Regions from separate parts of the Homo sapiens genome. Here region 2 is linked to region 1. Evidence: chromatin loops called from intact Hi-C (ENCODE). Cell type or tissue: sigmoid colon. All regions are shown on one strand. Links, peaks and the distances in the headings refer to the core of each region. The heading gives the core; the rest is flanking DNA.

Region 1 (8,520 bases), core at 425-8,424:
ATCAGTTTCTGGTAATGTTTTAGCTATGTTAAAGCTTACTGGAGATGTTGGGTCATATAGCATGATAATCATTTAAACAATAAATGAAATAATTTATATCAAGATACAGGGGGGAAGCTCACTAACTGGATACTTGACACTCTGAACAATGACATAAAATATGTGTTGAAATATCAAATCTCTTGCTTTGTTCAAAATGTACACTTTGGGGTAGGCATGGTGGCTCACGCCTATAATCCCAGAACTTTGAGAGGCCAAGGTGGGCGGATCACCTGAGGTCAGGAGTTTGAGGCCAGCCTGGCCAATATGGTGAAACCTTGTCTCTACTAAAAATACAAAAATTAGCTGGGTGAGGTGGCGAATGCCTGTAGTCCCAACTACTTGGGAGACCGAGGCAGGAGAATTGCTTGAACCCAGGAGGCAGAGGCTGTAGTGAGCCAAGATCGTGCCACTACACTCCAGCCTGGGCAACAGAGCGAGACTCCATCTCAAACAACAACAACAACAATAAAACCGAAAAACACAAAAACAAAATGTACACTTCACTCCCCGAAATTTGGAGTTGGCTGTTCCTGTTTTTCCAGTTGAATTATTTTTGCATCATGAGGGCATGACTAAGGCTTATCATTTTTTGTATCCTTTTTTTGTATCCTATGGTTTCCGAGAAGCTTTAAAATGAAGGCACCCAGCAGGGTGTGGATGGAGTAAAGACCAGGACCTGGGACAGAGGAGGAAGCAGGCAGGGACTGTCATCAGACGTGGGATTTGAAAACACAAACTCCAAGGCTGCATTTCAAAAAAGCCTCCAATCTACTGTTGGGCCTTGGCAGCATGGAGGCAGTTTGTGGTGTTGGCCAGGGAGGGCTGTGTGTCCCCTCCCCAGATCCTCCTGATCTCTAGGTTTTGCTGTGCTGGTGGCAGGGATCACAAAGACCAAGACATGACCTTAGCATCTCACGGTGTGTCGGGGTTGACAGACCCATAACCAGACAATAGCAGTCTAGTGAGCTGTCAACGGGGATGGCAAAGGGTGCTCTGGGGAACCTAAGAGGTCAGGGGGGACGTGCTGGAAGGGGTGACGTACAGCCTAGGTCTGAAAGGACAAGTCTCAGGGACATCAAGTTTATGCCCATCTTTTATTTATTTTTTATTTTTTGAGACTGAGTCTCGCTCTGTCGCTGGCTGGAGTGCAGTGGCAGGATCTCGGCTCAGAGCAAACTCTGCCTCCCAGGTTCAAGCAATTATCCTGCCTCAGCCTCCTGAGTAGCTGGGATTACAGGCATCTGTCCGCCACAACGCCCAGCTAATTTTTTTTGTATTTTTATTAGAGGAGGGGGTTTCACCATGTTGGCCAGGTTGGTCTCGAACTCCTGACCTCAAGTGATCCGCCATCCTCGGCCTCCCAAAGTGCTGGGATTACAGGTGTGAGCCACTGCGCCTGACCAGTGTCCAGCTTTTTAAGATTTATTTTTATTTCTAGAGACAGGGTCTCTCATTCTCTCGCCTAGGCTGGAGTGCAGTGGTGCAATCAGAGCTCACTGCAGCCTCGATCTCCTGGGTTCAAAGGATCCTCCCTCCACATTCTCCTGAGCAGGTAGGACAACAGGCATGCATCCCATGCCTGGCTCACATCTTCTCCCTTTCACCTTCACATGACTGGCTCCTTTTTGTCATTCTGGTATCACAGCTTAAATGTCACCTTTTTAGGAAGGCCTTCCCTGACCACCCCATGGAAAGTAGACTCTAGTCACTTCCGGTTTTATTTTCTTCAAAGCACCTCTCTGTAGCTGGTCTTGTTTATATGGTGGTCTGAATTGTTTATCCATCTGTCTATTTGCTTGCTGTCCATGGCCTCCTCCAGAGTGGGAGCTCCAGGGAACAGAGACCTTATCCACCTGTTCACAGCTGTGTCCCCAGTGCCCTGGGTCTGCAGTGCATACTTGATCTTATGGAGTGAAGAAGAGATGTGCCAGGTGATGAGGGCAGAGTGGAGGTATGTGAACAGGGAGGGTATCTCTAGAATGCACTGTGCAGGTCAAGGTGGAGAAGGAATTTGGCTTTGACACCAAGATGGGGGGACAAGAGGCTTAGCCTGAGGTACAAATGGGAAAAGGGGGAATCTAGACAACCTTGAGGGAGAAGTTTGACTAAGACAGGGAGCAGATATGTGGGGTGGGAATTAGAGGGGACACCCAGTCCATGGAGGGGTATTATCAGTACTTTTTTTGTTTTTTTTGAGACAGGGCCTCACTTTGTTGCACAGGCCGGAATGCAGTGGCGTGATCTTGGCTACTGCTCATTGGTGGGGCCAGGCCTGGCCCAGCCTCAATCTCCTGGACTCAAGTGATCCTCCCACCTCAGCCCCCCAAATAGCTGGGATCACAGGCATATGCCACCATGCTGGGCTAATTTTTAATTTTTTTGTAGAGACGGTGTTTCACTATGTTGCCCAGGCTGGTCCCAAACTCGGGGCTCAAGTGACCCTCCCACCTCAGCCTCCCAAAGTGTTGAGATTATAGGTGTGAGGCACCTTGCCTGCTTTTTGTTTGTTTGTTTGTTTTTCCCTAGAGACAGTGTCTCAGTATGTCTCCCAGACTGGCCTGGAACTTCTGGGTTCAAGTAATCCTCCCTCCTCAGCCTCCTGAGTATCACTGGGACTACAGGCCTGTGCCACTATACCCAGCTATTATCAGTATCTTTAATAGGAGGAAGACAAGAATGTTTTTAGACTGACGGTCACCAACCCAAGGAGACCAAGGAAAGCGGGGGACACCTGGAGCAGGACCTTTGAGGAGACAGGAGGGGAGGGAGCCACAGAGCCCTGGTGGAAGCATTGTCTCTGACTGCTGGAGGGCACCTGTTTCACTGTGTCCAGATGGAGGGAGAAGTGAGTGGGTGCCAGCTACAAAGGCTCATTGTATGCAGTGTGCATGGTAGGATGTGGTGGTCTGAATTGTCCATGTCACTGAGCAGCAAGACCAGCTGGTGTAAGCAGTGGGGAAGAAATGCAAGGTGGTTGGGTAGGGGCCAGGAGTCAAGCAGTAGATGTAGCTGGGAGGGAAGTAGGTGAAGCCAGGAGGGGCTGGTAGGTTGGGCGAAGAGGAAGGTATCAAGGGACTGGAGGAAGAGCAATACATAGTGGGACTGTGAAGGTGGAAAGGACTGCAGAGTCGGGTCTGACAGGGGGGCACCTGAGCTTCGGATTTCCAAGATGGAGCAGTTCTGAGGGATGACACAGCCCAGGCTTTGGCCCTGAGACCTGATGGCTGAGGTGGAGTGGAAGGTCACTGGAGATGAGATGGAGGAAGTAGGTGACCCTGTACTACACAAATTCCCTAGAGGACAGACAGGTTGAGGGTGGAGAGGAAGCCAGAAGTGAGCTTCCAGGAATTGAATGAAAGGGCCCAGGAGATTGGACAATGAGGAGGTGTGCGGGCCTCAGAGGGCAGGGGGCACACAAAGACTAACCAAGGGGAGGAAGCTGACCGCAACCGCCCCGAGGACAAGACGGGCGTCCTCGGTACAGGGCCATGTTTAGTGACGGCAGAAGGGAGAAAGGAAGCTCCTGGGAGCACAGGGGGAAGGGGAGCCGGAAGCCAGAGCCAGGGCTGGGGCCACGAAGGACAGACGGCCGGTGTTGGAGGCGGAGGCTGGCCTGGGATGTGAGGCTGGGGTTGGCCGGCCTCCAGGCTCCCCGGGAGCCCCTGCTGAAAGTCTGTGGGCGCTGGCCTGGGCGAAGCCGCGGTCCCCCGCCTGTGGGCTCAACTCTGCGCTCTGCTTCAAGCAAACGCACTAGGAGAGGAGTCAGGAGACGAGGAACTGCGGGGCCCCACCTCGCGCGGGCAACCGCTGTCTGTCCAGGGAGGGCCCAGGCCTGTCTCCGCAGATAGCTTTGAAGCAGGGCCCCCGGTGTGGCCCTCTGGAGGCCTCCCGCGTCCCCTTTTGAGGGGCTGCCCTGCTTGGCCTGGGGAACACAGCGAAGGGCACCTCGTGGAGCCCAATTTAGGGACAACACATTAATTCTGGAAATTCCAGATTCTTTCCGGGGGTCCTCAACCGGCCGGGGTCGGAAAGGCCTGGCAGGGCTCCGCCGGCAGGGGGCGCTCGGGACAGGGGGGCGAGGGGGGCGGACATCCGTTGCGGGGCGCTGCCTGCGCCGGGCCGGCCAGCCCTTGAGGCGAGCACGGCCTGCGGGGCCGATGAGGCCGGGGCCGGCCGGGGCGGGGCGGGGCCAGGGGCGGGGGAAGGAGTCCGAGGGGCGGGGCGGGGGCCGGCAGCCGCCCTCCCTCACTCTCCCTCCCTTTCTTTCTTTCTTTCTTTCTCTCCTTCTAGCTCTCTTGTCTTTTCTTTGCCTCTGCAGCGGCCAAGGGGGCGGGCCCTGCAGCCTTTGTTGCCCGCGGACCGAGCGCAGCCGAACGGAGTCGGGGCCGGGTCGCCGGGAGCTGCACGCCGGCCGGGCATGTCCTGAGCCGGACCTGGGACCAGGCAGCGACCGGACGGGACGGACGAGAGCGTGCGCGCGGGGTCACCCGGCGGCCGCCCGGTTCCTGCCATGCCCGGCGGCCCCAGTCCCCGCAGCCCCGCGCCTTTGCTGCGCCCCCTCCTCCTGCTCCTCTGCGCTCTGGCTCCCGGCGCCCCCGGACCCGCACCAGGTGGGTGTCCGCCCCTCCCCGGCCAGCCGGGCCTGCCACCCCTTCCCGCTCCCCCAGTCTCGGTTTTGTCCCTCCTCACCTTTGTGGACCCCGCGCCGGCTCCGCTGTGCCTGGAGTTGGTCGCGTCTTCCGCTCCCTGGGTATTAGGGGACAGTAGTCGGGGTCGGGCCGGGCCGGGAGCGAAGCCGCGCTTCTGGGGAAACTTCCTCGGCCCCTGATTCAGTTACTGACACTGCCTGTCGCCTGGAATAAGCCCCTTCCGCTCTTCGGGCTCCGGTTTCCCCACCTCGGGTGCAGCAACGCGCCTGGCTCCCGGGAGAGCTCTCGTCCGAGTGGGCTGGACGGAGCGCGGTTTACCCACTGAGGATTTGGTTTCTCACACTCCTTAGCGAGGCTCGCCTGGAAAGCGGGCTGGCCGGGACACAGCCGGCGAGGGCGCCAGGTCGCAGGTCTTCGCGGGACCCCGCCGCCCCCCCAGCTCCCGCCCACCGCATCTGGGCTGCTGGCGCGGCCCCTGGCGGCTCGGGGGGCCGGGTCTTGCGCGGTCCTTGCACTTCCTGCCTCTCCCTTCCCCAAGTGTGAAGACGCCGGGAGTGGAGCGGGGAGCAGGAGCTTCTTTTCCCGGCCATGGGTTAACTCTCCCCGCCCCGCCGGGCCGGCCTCCGACGAGCCTCTGGCCTGCGTCCAGACTCTTGTTTGGCGGCGACCTGCCGGGCGGCCGCGCTGCTGGCGCGTCCGACGCAGCCGGCCTGGGAATTCAGTAACCGAGGATGTAGGAGACCCCAGGCCCGGTGCTCAGGGAGCTCCCAGTCAGGGGAGCCGGTGGATAGTGGGGAGAGTCCTGCAATAGAGCCGACCGGCAGGCTTTGTAGGAGAGGAGGGGCATGAGGTTGGAGAGACTGGAAGGATGGATGGATTCTGGATGAGCTAGAAGGGCGTGGAGGGAGTGGGGCCCTCCCCTGGGGAGCATCAGTCGGGGGACTGGATTAGGGTTGCTTGCTGGGATGGGGTCGACCTGCCTCCCCACTGGAGGGATTGTGACGAGAAAGTAGTCTGGGCGGGAAGGATGGGGACATTGACTCTTGATCTTAGAGGTTTGGGAAGCCGTTGAGGGGAGCAGCTGATGAAAGCAGTGTTTTGGAAAGATTTGGTCTAGCAGCCATGCGCAGAGCGCAGAGGGAGCGAACATTTAATGAGCACCTACTGTGTGCCAGCCTCACGGGTTCTTATTTCTCATCATCTCCACAACAACCGTGCAAAGCAAGTGATGGAAAGTCCTTTTATGGACCAGCAAACAGGCTCAGAGTAGAGCGACCTGTGGGGTTGGACTCCTGAGCTTCCTGAATGAGGCTTGTGTTTTCCACTGTCCAGAGCTGGGGGCTGAGGAGGATGAACCGGGCGATGGGAATGGGAGAGCAGGAAAATGCTTCCCTCAGGACTTGGGTCCTGGCCCCCTGGCAGCTGTGGGAAGAGTTGGGTGCGGTCAACCTCGTGGGATTCTTATGAGGATTAAATGAGATATTGAATATGTCAGTTGCTCAGGCAGGACACAGTGACTACAATGTAGTGGTCATTATTTTTATTAATCTGCCAGGCCGACCCAGGACTCCCCAGATGACCTGGACCTGCTGTTTGAGGGTGGAGGCAGGCCAGGCACTCTCTCCAACCTAATCTGGGCACAAACACTCCAAGGGTGAAGTCTGTCTCTAGTGTTCCCATAGATATAGAGCATGGGGTCCTTCCTGTTCTGCACTCCCTCAGGATTGGTGACTCTGAGGCTGCTGGCCTGTTTGTCATTTTCTTTGAAGCCCAGGACCTAAGCCTGGGGCTCCTCCTACCACTGAATGTTACCTTCTTTAAGACCAAAGGGCTCATCCTGGGCTCACTTTTAGGAAAATATATCCCTTTTCCCCACTTGTGACTGACCCAGGGACCTGCTAGGGTTTCTGAGGCTGGAGCCCAGTCATGTGTCCTCCTCATGCCGTATGGCACATGTGAACTCTGTGTGCATGTGTTTCTGTGCATACTAGAACTCACAGAGGAGGGCATTCACATACTACCCCCCACCCTGCCAGTTATTTTTCCTCCTTGGCATGAGCTGTGGGTCATTTGAAGGGCTGGATTGTAACTCAGGTTCTTGATAGGGAGGTGAGGGTAAACACCATCTTGGCATTTCTTTGGTAGAAGCTCCAAAGTGACAGTTCTGTCACCCAGGGGAGATATTAAAAGTATTTAACACCCAATGTGGCAGGAGCTTGGTCCAATCAGAACAGACCTCCTGACTTGGCAGAATAGATTTGGCCATGAATCTCTGGCAGTCCTCTTGAATGGTGCCTGTTGCCATCCCACTGTCACTTGAACTCTGCAGGCTCAGCTTTGTTGCAAGCACATAACCGGTCGAGACTGGAACCTGCAATTACTCCTTGCTGGCACTGGGTGGTGCTAGTTTCAGCCACCAACATCTCTACTGAGTGAGGTCAACTAGGCTACAGTGAAAGTTACTTATTTTTAAACTTACCCCTGCACTTTTTAAAAATATTTTAATGGCAAAACAATACAAGTTCACTATAAAAAAAGGTAATGCTGGCGGGCTGCAGTGGCTCATGCTTGTAATCCCAGCACTTTGGGAAGCTGAGGCTGGCGGATCACTTGAGGCCAGGAGTTCGAAACCAGCCTGGCCAACATGGTGAAACTCCATCTCTATTAAAATACAAAAATTAGCTGGACATGGTGGTGCATGCCTGTAATCCCAGCTCCTCGGAAGGCTGAGGCATGAGAATTGCTTGAACCCAGGAGGCAGAGGTTGCGGTGAGCCGAGATCGCACCACTGCATTCTAGCCTGGGTGACACAGGGAGACTGTCTCAAAAGAAAAAATCTGAACAAAACAAGAAAAAAATTATTGCAATAAAAGTGGCAACATCCTGTAAGTCTATTCTTTTATTGTTGATTGAAAAACATGTTTTAGACCAGACACAGTGATTCACACCTGTAATTCCAGCACTTTGGGAGGCCAAGGTAGGCAGATCGTTTGAGCCCAGAAATTCAAGACCAGCCTGGGCAGCATAATGAGACCCCATCTCTACAAAAAAATTTAAAAATTATCCAGGCCTGGTAGTCCACGCCTGTAGTCCCAGCTATTTGGGAGGCTGAGGTGGGAGGATTGCATGAGCCCAGGAGGTCAAGGCTGCAGTAAACCACGATCGCATCACTGCACTCCAGCCTGGGAGATCTCAGAAAAAAAAAAAAGAAATAAATAAATAAAAACATGTTTTTTGTTTTGTTTTGTTTTGTTTGTTTTTAAGCCATTAGGCAAACAGATAAAACAACAAGTTTTTAAAAGAAAAAGCTAAATATACTTTAGAAGTTCTCTTGCTAATTTTCAGTCATAACTTAGCTCACATTTGCTATGTGCCAGCTGTTGTTATAAGCACTTACATACTAACTCATTTAATTCTTACACAACCAAAGAGAGCAGCTGTAATTATTATCATCCCCATTTTACAGATGGAGAAACTGAGATTCTGAGTGGTTGAGTAATTTACCCATGGTCTCACAGATATGGGTAGCAGAGCTGGGATTCAAACACAGCCTCTCTGGCTCTAGAGCTCACTAATCCGAATGCTTTTCACCTGCGGCATAGCTCTACTTAGCCCTGTCCACATTTTTGAACTTAATAGGATGCTTCTTTGTAAGTCATCTGGAATTTCTGTCTTGCAATATTTGCCCAGGATCTACAGCAGGTATTCTCAACAGGACTGTACATCCGCTGGGGCATGGGTTCTTCCCCAGAGATACTTTATTTTTTTTAAGCTTTTGGGGCCTTTTCTCCCCAGTGGTTGATTCCTCAGTTACATACCTGCTTCCATT
Region 2 (8,520 bases), core at 521-8,520, 190 kb after region 1:
GGCTGTTTCCAGTTTTTGGCAATTATGAATAGAGCTAATATAAAGATTCACATATAGGATTGTGTATGAATAAAAGTTTTCATTTATTTAAACACTCAGGAGGGTGATTGCTAGGTTATATGGTAAGTGTATATTTAACTTTATATGAAACTGTTGAGGCCGGGCATGGTGGCTCACACCTGTAACCCCAACACTTTGGGAGGCCAAGGCGGCAGATCACCTAAGGTCAGGAGTTCAAGACCAGCTTGGCCAATATGGTAAAACCCTGTCTCTACTAAAAATACAAAAATTAGCCAGGTGTGGTAGTGTGTACCTGTAATCCCAGCTACTCGGGAGGTTGAGGCAGGAGAATTGCTTGAACCTGGGAGGCAGAGGTTGCAGTGAGCCGAGATCGTGCCACTGCACTCCAGCCTGGGTGACAGAGCGAGACTCTGTCAAAAAAAAAAAAGAACAAAAGAAAGAGAAAGAAACTGTCAAACTGTTTTCTGGAGTGGCTATACCATTTTGCAATCCCACCAAAGTATGAGAGATCCAGTTGTTCAGCAACTGGATTCCACCCTGGTTTTAATTTGCGTGTCCCTGATGGCTAGTGATTTGAACATCTTCCACGTGCTTTTTTTTTTTTTTTTGTCTTCTGTATACCTCTTTGGTGAAGAGTCTGTTTAACTCTTTTGCTCATTTAAAAAATTGTTCGTTTTCTTACCATTGAGACTTTCTTTAGAAAACAACTTTATTGAGGTATAATTTACATACCATAAAATCCACCCATTTGAAGTACAATTCAAAGAGTTGTCGTAAGCTTACCACCAGAATCCAGTTTTAGAACATCTGCATCACCCCAGTAAGACCCCTCATATGCATCTACACTTAGTGTTGAGTTTTGAGAGTTCCTTATACATTCTGGATACAAGTCCTTTGTTGGATATATAACTTACAGTATTGTCCCAATGGGGGACATTTGCCAAGAGTTGAGAATGCTGTAATTGGAGGCCTGAGAGGTGGGTCCCAATTCTTACATTTTCCATTCCACAAACTGTCTCCTTTTGTTTGGTTTTAATATGGGTAAACAGCACATTCTGGAAATGATAAAGGTGACTCTCCATTTGCTGAATGCCAGGAGGAGAGTTTATGACAGAACTTCCTCCTGCAATAAAAGGATGTCAAAGAAGCCAACATCAAGGTGCCCCCCATCCCTGGTGGGTGGTCAGAGAGGGCAGGAGGCTCCAGGGCACCCTGCCTGGCCAATCAGTGCACATTCTTGGGGTTGCAGATGGTGGCGGGGAAGGGGACAGGTTCTGCAGGGGACTAGGGTGGGAACCCCATTGCCCTCTCAGATTGCTCCATCAGAAGAGCAGATGAGGCTGCACACAGTGGCTCACGCCTGTAATCCCAGCACTTTGGGATGGGAGGTGAACTACCGTCACAGCTGTAGTTCATTTGCTTGATACACCGCTTCCTTTCAACCCCCACATCCTCACCACCTGTTTCTTTGATCACCAATAAATAGCGTGGGCTCCCACAGCTGGGGGCCTTCGTAGCCTCCATACGTTGGCCGCCTGGTCCCGCTTTCTCTCTTGTCTTTTCTCATTCTTTTGACTCCGCCTGACTTTGTCACCCCCATGGCCTGGGGTTGGGTCTGATCACCCCAAAAAATTTTTCATTAAGGAACAATCCAAACGTATTCCAAAGTTAAGAGAACAGTATAACAAACCTCCAGGTACCATCATCCTGCCTCGACAATTATCAACTCATAGCCAATATTGTTTCAACTAACTTCCACCCACCCCTAAGCTATAAGGACTTAAAAAAAAAATACCAGTACTATATCTAAGTTTTTTTGTTTTGTTTTGTTTTGTTTTGAGATGAAGTCTCACTCTGTCACCCAGGCTGGAGTGCAGTGGCGCAATCTCGGCTCACTGCAGGCTCTGCCTCCCGGGTTCACGCCATTCTCCTGCCTCAGCCTCCCGAGTAGCTGGGACTACAGGTGCCTGCCACCACGCCGGGCTAATTTGTAGAGTATTTTTAGTAGAGACGAGGTTTCACCATGTTAGCCAGGATGGTCTCTGACCTCGTGATCCGCCCGCCTTGGCCTCCCAAAGTGCTGGCTGGGATTACAGGCGTGAGCCACTGCTCCCGGCTAAAATATTTAACAATTATTTAATAGCATGAGATACACAAGGCGTCCTTCCCAGGGTGTGTTAGCGTCTCTCCTACGGCGCCCGCCTAGCCCGGTGGTCCCAACCCCCTGCGGGAGCTGCACACGCCCCGGAAACCTGGGACAGAAACTGAGTCCCTCTCCTTCCTGGTGGTGGTGACAGCACCTGCTCAGATCTGGTCGGACGCCGCCGGCCGGAGCACCCAGCCCGGCGGAGAAGGAGCTCGCCCGGCGCTGGGGACTGGGACCTGGAGCCCCTTCCCCTACCGCACGTACGCCCCGCCCCGCGCACGCCCGCCCGCCCGCCCGCGCCTGGCGCAGCTTCACTCCGGATGGTTCCTGTCCTCCCGCGGGTCCGAGGGCGCTGGAAACCCAGCGGCGGCGAAGCGGAGAGGAGCCCCGCGCGTCTCCGCCCGCACGGCTCCAGGTCTGGGGTCTGCGCTGGAGCCGCGCGGGGAGAGGCCGTCTCTGCGACCGCCGCGCCCGCTCCCGACCGTCCGGGTCCGCGGCCAGCCCGGCCACCAGCCATGGGCTCTGGCCCGCTCTCGCTGCCCCTGGCGCTGTCGCCGCCGCGGCTGCTGCTGCTGCTGCTGCTGTCTCTGCTGCCAGGTACGCGCACAGGCGTTAGGGCTCCGGAGGGACGGGCGCCCGAGAAGGGGCGCGGGGTCCGGAGGGGCTGCCGGCGAGAACACCGCGCGGGCGAGCGGAGAGGGCTGGCGCCGTCGCCGGGGACTCGGAACCCGCGCAGACTGGCTCCAGCCCGGCGGCGACTTGGGTGGGGTGGCTTTTTCCCTTTCGGCTCACCTCCCACCCCTAGCCACCACCAAACCTGGGAGTCACTGAGCGGGCGCTGGTACGCGCCGGGTGATGGGGAGGTCGAGACCGGGTCCTTCGTCTTGGGCGCAGGAGTTGGGGATTCGCGTCCCCGCGCTGCCCGTCGCCCTGCCCCGCGCACTGGCTCCCAAACTGGCGCGCCCAAGCCTCCCGCTCCACCGTCTGCATCCCGCCCACCTCCTCATTTGACGGAGATGGCTGAAGACTTGGCCAAGGCCACCTCGGGAAGAGGGGAGTCGCTTCGGGACTGGGGCTGGAGCTGGAGCGCCAGCCTCTCCTCCGGTTGTAGCCTCCTAGCGCTCCTGGCTGCGTCGCTGAGGGACCCTCCACCGGGAGAGCGCCTCCTGTCTTCCTCCCGCTCTCCAGAGGAGCCTGCTGGGGGAAGCCGGCCCTGGCCCGCCGCTGGGAGGCTCTTGGGTGCCTGGGAGGGCTGGTGGGTAGCGAGAGTCGGGGACCGGGCAAGGCTGCAGGGAATTCCTGGAGGGCCCAGGCCGGCGGTCTGTCGTGCGGCTGTGAGCTCAGAGCGCTTTCCGCCCTCGGTGCCGAGGCCTGCACTACTCAGAACGCCATACGCTCTCAACCGACCTCCTGCCTGGGACCCTTCTTTCATCCTGGGGAAGGAGAGTGGGGAGCAGGAAAAATCCTATTTCAAGACCTGAGGAAGTTGGATTCAACTTCCTAGAGGATTCTCCTCCCGCTTCCCCAAGCTGCCCCCAGATCTGTACGTGGGAATCAGAAGACAGCTGACCCGGTATGCCTCACTTGTGCTGGGGTGTGGCTTAGGAACAAAGAGGGGTGCCCAAGGGTTGCAGAGGTCAGAGTCTTTCATCAGGATATGAAGACAGCATCAGCAAGAGCTGGGGGTCACACGAGATCACGGGAGTCACACAGTGCCTTGGCTTCTAAGAGGGCTGGTGGCCACCCCTACAGGGTGGAATGCAGGAGAGGCCCAGACCTGGGCTGTGTTCTCCCGGAGGCTGGGAGGTAGAAGACCTGGGCCTGGGCGACCGTGGTTGGCCCTGCCCCTGGGAGCGGACTGGCCATCTTTCCATCGTGGAAGCAGTGAGTGGCTGTACCCAGGCAGACAGCATTTGCCCCACACCCCCACCCGGCAGAAACAACCCAGGAAAAGATTGCGAATAGTTCTTGACCTCTTACCGCAGCACCAAGCTGTGCACTTCCTTCACAACAACCCTTTGAGGTGGATACGTTTATAATCCTTATTTTGACTGGTAAAGACACAGGTTCAGAGAGGTTAAGCCACTTGCCTAAGCTCACACAGCTTACAAGTGATTTGTCAGGATTTGCACCAGATCTGTCCAACTCCAGAGCCCAGGCTTGCAACCACTGTGCTTCTCACTGAATGCGTGTGGCCAGGTAGAATCCTGCCCCTCTTGGGCCTCAGTTTCCCATTTTGTAACCCACTGGGTTAGACTGGCCTGAAAGTCTAGGGTTCCACAGAATCCCCCCACAGGTGGAGGGGATGCTGTAGATGGGTGATGTTTCTGCTGGGCTGGGTGGGGGAGGTTAAGTAACGATTTCCCCAGGGACTGACAGGGCTGCTTCCCACAGTGGCCAGGGCCTCAGAGGCTGAGCACCGTCTATTTGAGCGGCTGTTTGAAGATTACAATGAGATCATCCGGCCTGTAGCCAACGTGTCTGACCCAGTCATCATCCATTTCGAGGTGTCCATGTCTCAGCTGGTGAAGGTGGTGAGTGCTGGAAGCCACGAGCCGTGGCCATGGGGACCGGGGCTTCTGGAGGAGCCTTTCCCAGAATTAGTCTTGTTTTGTAATTCTCCTGTCAACTTTAATTCCTCTTTCTAGGATGAAGTAAACCAGATCATGGAGACCAACCTGTGGCTCAAGCAAGTAAGTGACCAGACCCTAGGCACTGCTGCCCCCTGGTGGTGACTGTTTTATTTGCTTTAGGTGAACCAAGAAAGGCCTAAAGACCAGGCTTCATTTACTTCTGTGGAACCCAGATTGGGGTCCACTGACTGGCAGATATATCTCTTCTAAGGCTTGAGGTCACATGCACTGCCCTACAGTCCCCCTGGAAGGACTGTAGGGCCCAACCCCTCAAGTCCCAGATGGACAGGTTGCAGCCTGGAGAAAGACATTCTCCATGTTCACACAACAGAAGAGTACGAACCTGAGATTGAAGCCCTGCCCCCAAACCCTGGGGTGGTGCCTGAGACACCTCCTTCTCTCCCTCTTGCTAAAAACTCAGTTTTTTTTCCAGACGGGATCTCGCTCTGTCACCCAGGCCGGAGTGCTGTGGCGTGATCTCGGCTCACTGCAATCTCCACCAGCAGGGTTCAAGCAGTTCTCCTGCCTCAGCCTCCCAAGTAGCTGGGACCACAGCTGTGCACCACCACGTCTGGCTAATTTTTGGATTTGTTATAGAGACAGGGTTTCGCCATGTTGCCCAGGCTGGTCTCGAACGCCTGATCTCAAGCAAACCACACACCTCAGCCTCCCAAAGTGCTGGGGTTACAGGCAGAAGCCACTGTGCACAGCCCCTATACTCATTCTTAAGTCAGAATAAGATGCTGCTGTTGTTGGTAGCGTGGGAGTAGATTTTCCTGTTCAGATCGAGGCCAAGAAATTGCCTTCCACATGTCCTCCCCAGGGAGGCTTTGTCCAGACTTGCCAGGAGACATAATGGCCCATTGGCCTGCGGGTGACCCTTCTGCCAGCCTGGCCAGCTGAGCACTCAGCACACACAGCCTTCATCCCCAGGAGGTTGGAAAGCCAGATGGGCACAGTGCCCCACCCAGTACTTGATGCACACGTTCCCTCTGTGGCCGCAGCCTCACCCCTCTCTCCTCTGGTGCTCAGGACTCAGACCTCCCAGCCTCTGGACCCAGACACTTCCTGGGCCCTGCAGGGGTCATGGATTCTTCCCCCGGAATCTTTCAGAGTCCAGTCTTGCTTAACCTTGGGGTGAAAGAGTGTCTATGTTGGAAAACACCCCTGGAGAGCCATTCAGGGGCTGTAAACAGGCACATGGACCTGGACATGATGCATGAAGTCCAGGAGTCTCCACCTGGCACTAGAAGTGACCAGAGAAAGCACGAGTAGGCCCTGTTTGGTTGATGAGGGGCTGGGCTTGCTCATGGTTATGGGGGCAGTGGCTTCCCTAGTGCCAGGAGGTGGCCCGCAGAGCCAGCCGTGTGCTCTCTCCTGCACTACACCCACAGGAGAAGTTGGACTATGTGATCATGGCATGGATGTGGTTCGGTCACATGCAGCAGGGGTGGGGAGTCACCAAGATGGGTGGTGCCACGGGAAGTAAAACCAGGCTGATTCTTTTACCGTCTCCTTCTCCCTCCCTGCTTCCTTCCCCGAGATCTGGAATGACTACAAGCTGAAATGGAACCCCTCTGACTATGGTGGGGCAGAGTTCATGCGTGTCCCTGCACAGAAGATCTGGAAGCCAGACATTGTGCTGTATAACAAGTAAGGTGCTGGGGGGCCCACGCCCTCTCAGGGCTGTCAGCCTGGGCTCTGGGTTTTTGGCCCACTGTGCTTAAAACCTGGCCTTCCTTGGCCTTTTCCAAGAAGGCTGCATTCATTTGTTCAGTCCATAGGTATGTAATCAGCAACTACTACATACCAGGTACCAGAGATGTTGGAGAGCCACAGAGAGCAGCAGTGTGCTGAGTGGCTTCAAAGCAGGCATGGGTGGGTGGAAGATGGCATTGGGAAAGTTTCAAGGAAGAATTGGCATTTGAAGTGAATCCTGAAGATTGTGTAGGATCTCAGGACAGGGAGATGGAGCAGAGGAGGGCCCGGGGAGGCAGGAGAGTATGTCATGGGCAGCCAAGGTGACCTCATTGGCTGGACTGTGGGACATAAGGCTGGAAAGATCCATGGGCCAAGGACCAACCCCAGTGTGTGGAGGGGGAAGGCTCAGATGCCCGGGGCACCTGGAATGTAGCATCTGTTAGCAGCTCTGTGCAAACAGACAGGAATGGAGTAAACGGTCCCTCCTCACCTTGTCTTTGAAAGAGAATGAGGGTGTTGGAGAAGATCATAGCTGGGTGGGCCTAAGCTGTGTAGTCCCAGGGTTCCCAGCCTGCTGACTGGCATGGTTACCAAGGAGCTTTTTTTTTGGGGGGGTGGGGGGGGGAAGACTGAGTCTTACTGTCACCCAGGCTGGAGTGCAGTGGTGGGATCTCGGCTCACAGCAACCTCCACCTCCTGGGTTCAAGAAATCCTCCTGCCTCAGCCTCCCAAGTAGCTGGGATTACAGGCACGTGCTGCCACACCTGGCTAATTTTGTATTTTTCAGTAGAGATGGGGTTTTGCCATGTTGGCCAGGCTGGTTTTGAACTCCTGACCTCAAGCAATCTGTCTGCCTTGGCCTCCCAAAGTGCTGGGATTACAGCATGAGCCACCATGCCCAGCCCCAATGAGCTTTTTAAAAATACAGGTGTTTGGCCAGGCATGGTGGCTGATGCCTGTAATCCCAGCACTTTGGGAGGCCGAGGCAGGAGGATCACTGGAGGCCAGGAGTTCGAGACCAGCCTGGCCAATATACCAAAACCCCATCTCTACTAAAAATACAAAAAATTAGCCAGGCATGGTGGCGTGTGCCTGTAATCCCAGCTACTCCAGAGGCTGAGGCAGGAGAATCGCTTGAACCTGGTAGGTAGAGGCTGCAGTGACCTAGATCACACCACTGTACTCCAGCCTGGGTGACAGTGAGACTCCGTCTCAAAAAAAAAAAAAAAAAAAAAATACAGGTGCCTGAATTCAAAATATTTTATTCTTTGTTCCTCACTGTCTTTTCTAAAGTTAATATGTATTACGTTATCCAAAAAATCTCTATACCTGTCCCCAGGTCCTGCCCCACAGAAACACTGAGTCAGTGGGTCTGGGTAGGCCTAGGAATGGGTGTTTTCACAAAGCTGTCCTGGGGGCTGTGTGACCAGCTTGCTTTGGGGATCCCTGATCTGGCCCTTCCCTGACATTTCACAGATGAGGACTGAGGCCCAGAGTGGATGTGTGGCACAGCCAGGTCTGGGGTGGTCTCAGCCATCCACTGTGGCTTTGGGGCCACTGTGGGCAGTGGATGCAGGAGGCCGATGCTGTGATCAGGGGGCTGAGCTGGGCACCCCAGCCTGTCTCTGCCTGTGTCCCCAAACCTCTTCTCTACTCTCCCAACAGCAAACCTGCCATCAGACAGTTACCCTGCTACACGGTGTACCCTGCAGGCCTCCTCCCACTGGGAAAAGGTCTGGGCCTTGGAGAAAGGATTGATAGCCCCCCAAGTATGTGAAGCAAGGTTCCCATGTACAGAGTAGGATGAGCATTCTGGGCCCCGTGCTCCCAGCCCGTCTGGGTGGCTGCATCCAGGTCGTAGTTGAGAAGGGTGAGTCCAGGACTAAAAAGACTTCCCTGGCTCCTGCCATCGAGAGAAGCTGCTCTCGAGCCAGTCCTTCACAGTGGGCCACTTCCAGTCTCCTATGGATCCGGAATGTGCATCTTCCCGCCAGTTTTGGGAGGCCTCTCCTCTTTCTC

Evidence for each region. A loop is a pair of places that touch in the nucleus more often than their neighbours do. Peaks named below come from ENCODE experiments on the same cell type or tissue, not always from the same donor. Only the 100,000 strongest peaks of a DNase experiment are listed, where the experiment ranks them.
Region 2: a loop joins it to region 1, with 2.9 times the contacts of the local background. A loop is called at or near these places in 3 of 110 quality-filtered maps.

What each region holds. Positions count from the first base shown.
Region 1 is chr15:78,807,253-78,815,772 of GRCh38, reverse strand. It overlaps ADAMTS7 (ADAM metallopeptidase with thrombospondin type 1 motif 7), which reads left to right and starts at 4,309. Exons shown (of 24, transcript NM_014272.5): 1 at 4,309-4,652. The coding sequence starts at 4,553. RefSeq lists a silencer at 3,862-4,281. In sigmoid colon, for the core only: CTCF peaks have their summits at 4,056 (motif pointing right) and 7,080; DNase peaks (open chromatin) are centred at 3,607, 4,252, 4,882 and 5,302; H3K4me3 peaks cover 2,166 bases.
Region 2 is chr15:78,614,957-78,623,476 of GRCh38, reverse strand. CHRNA3 (cholinergic receptor nicotinic alpha 3 subunit) reads left to right here and starts at 2,481. Exons shown (of 6, transcript NM_000743.5): 1 at 2,481-2,764; 2 at 4,562-4,701; 3 at 4,816-4,860; 4 at 6,344-6,453. The coding sequence starts at 2,683. In sigmoid colon, for the core only: CTCF peaks have their summits at 3,130, 3,332 and 4,901 (motif pointing left); DNase peaks (open chromatin) are centred at 3,346, 3,998, 4,726 and 5,714; H3K4me3 peaks cover 1,440 bases; H3K27me3 peaks cover 3,151 bases.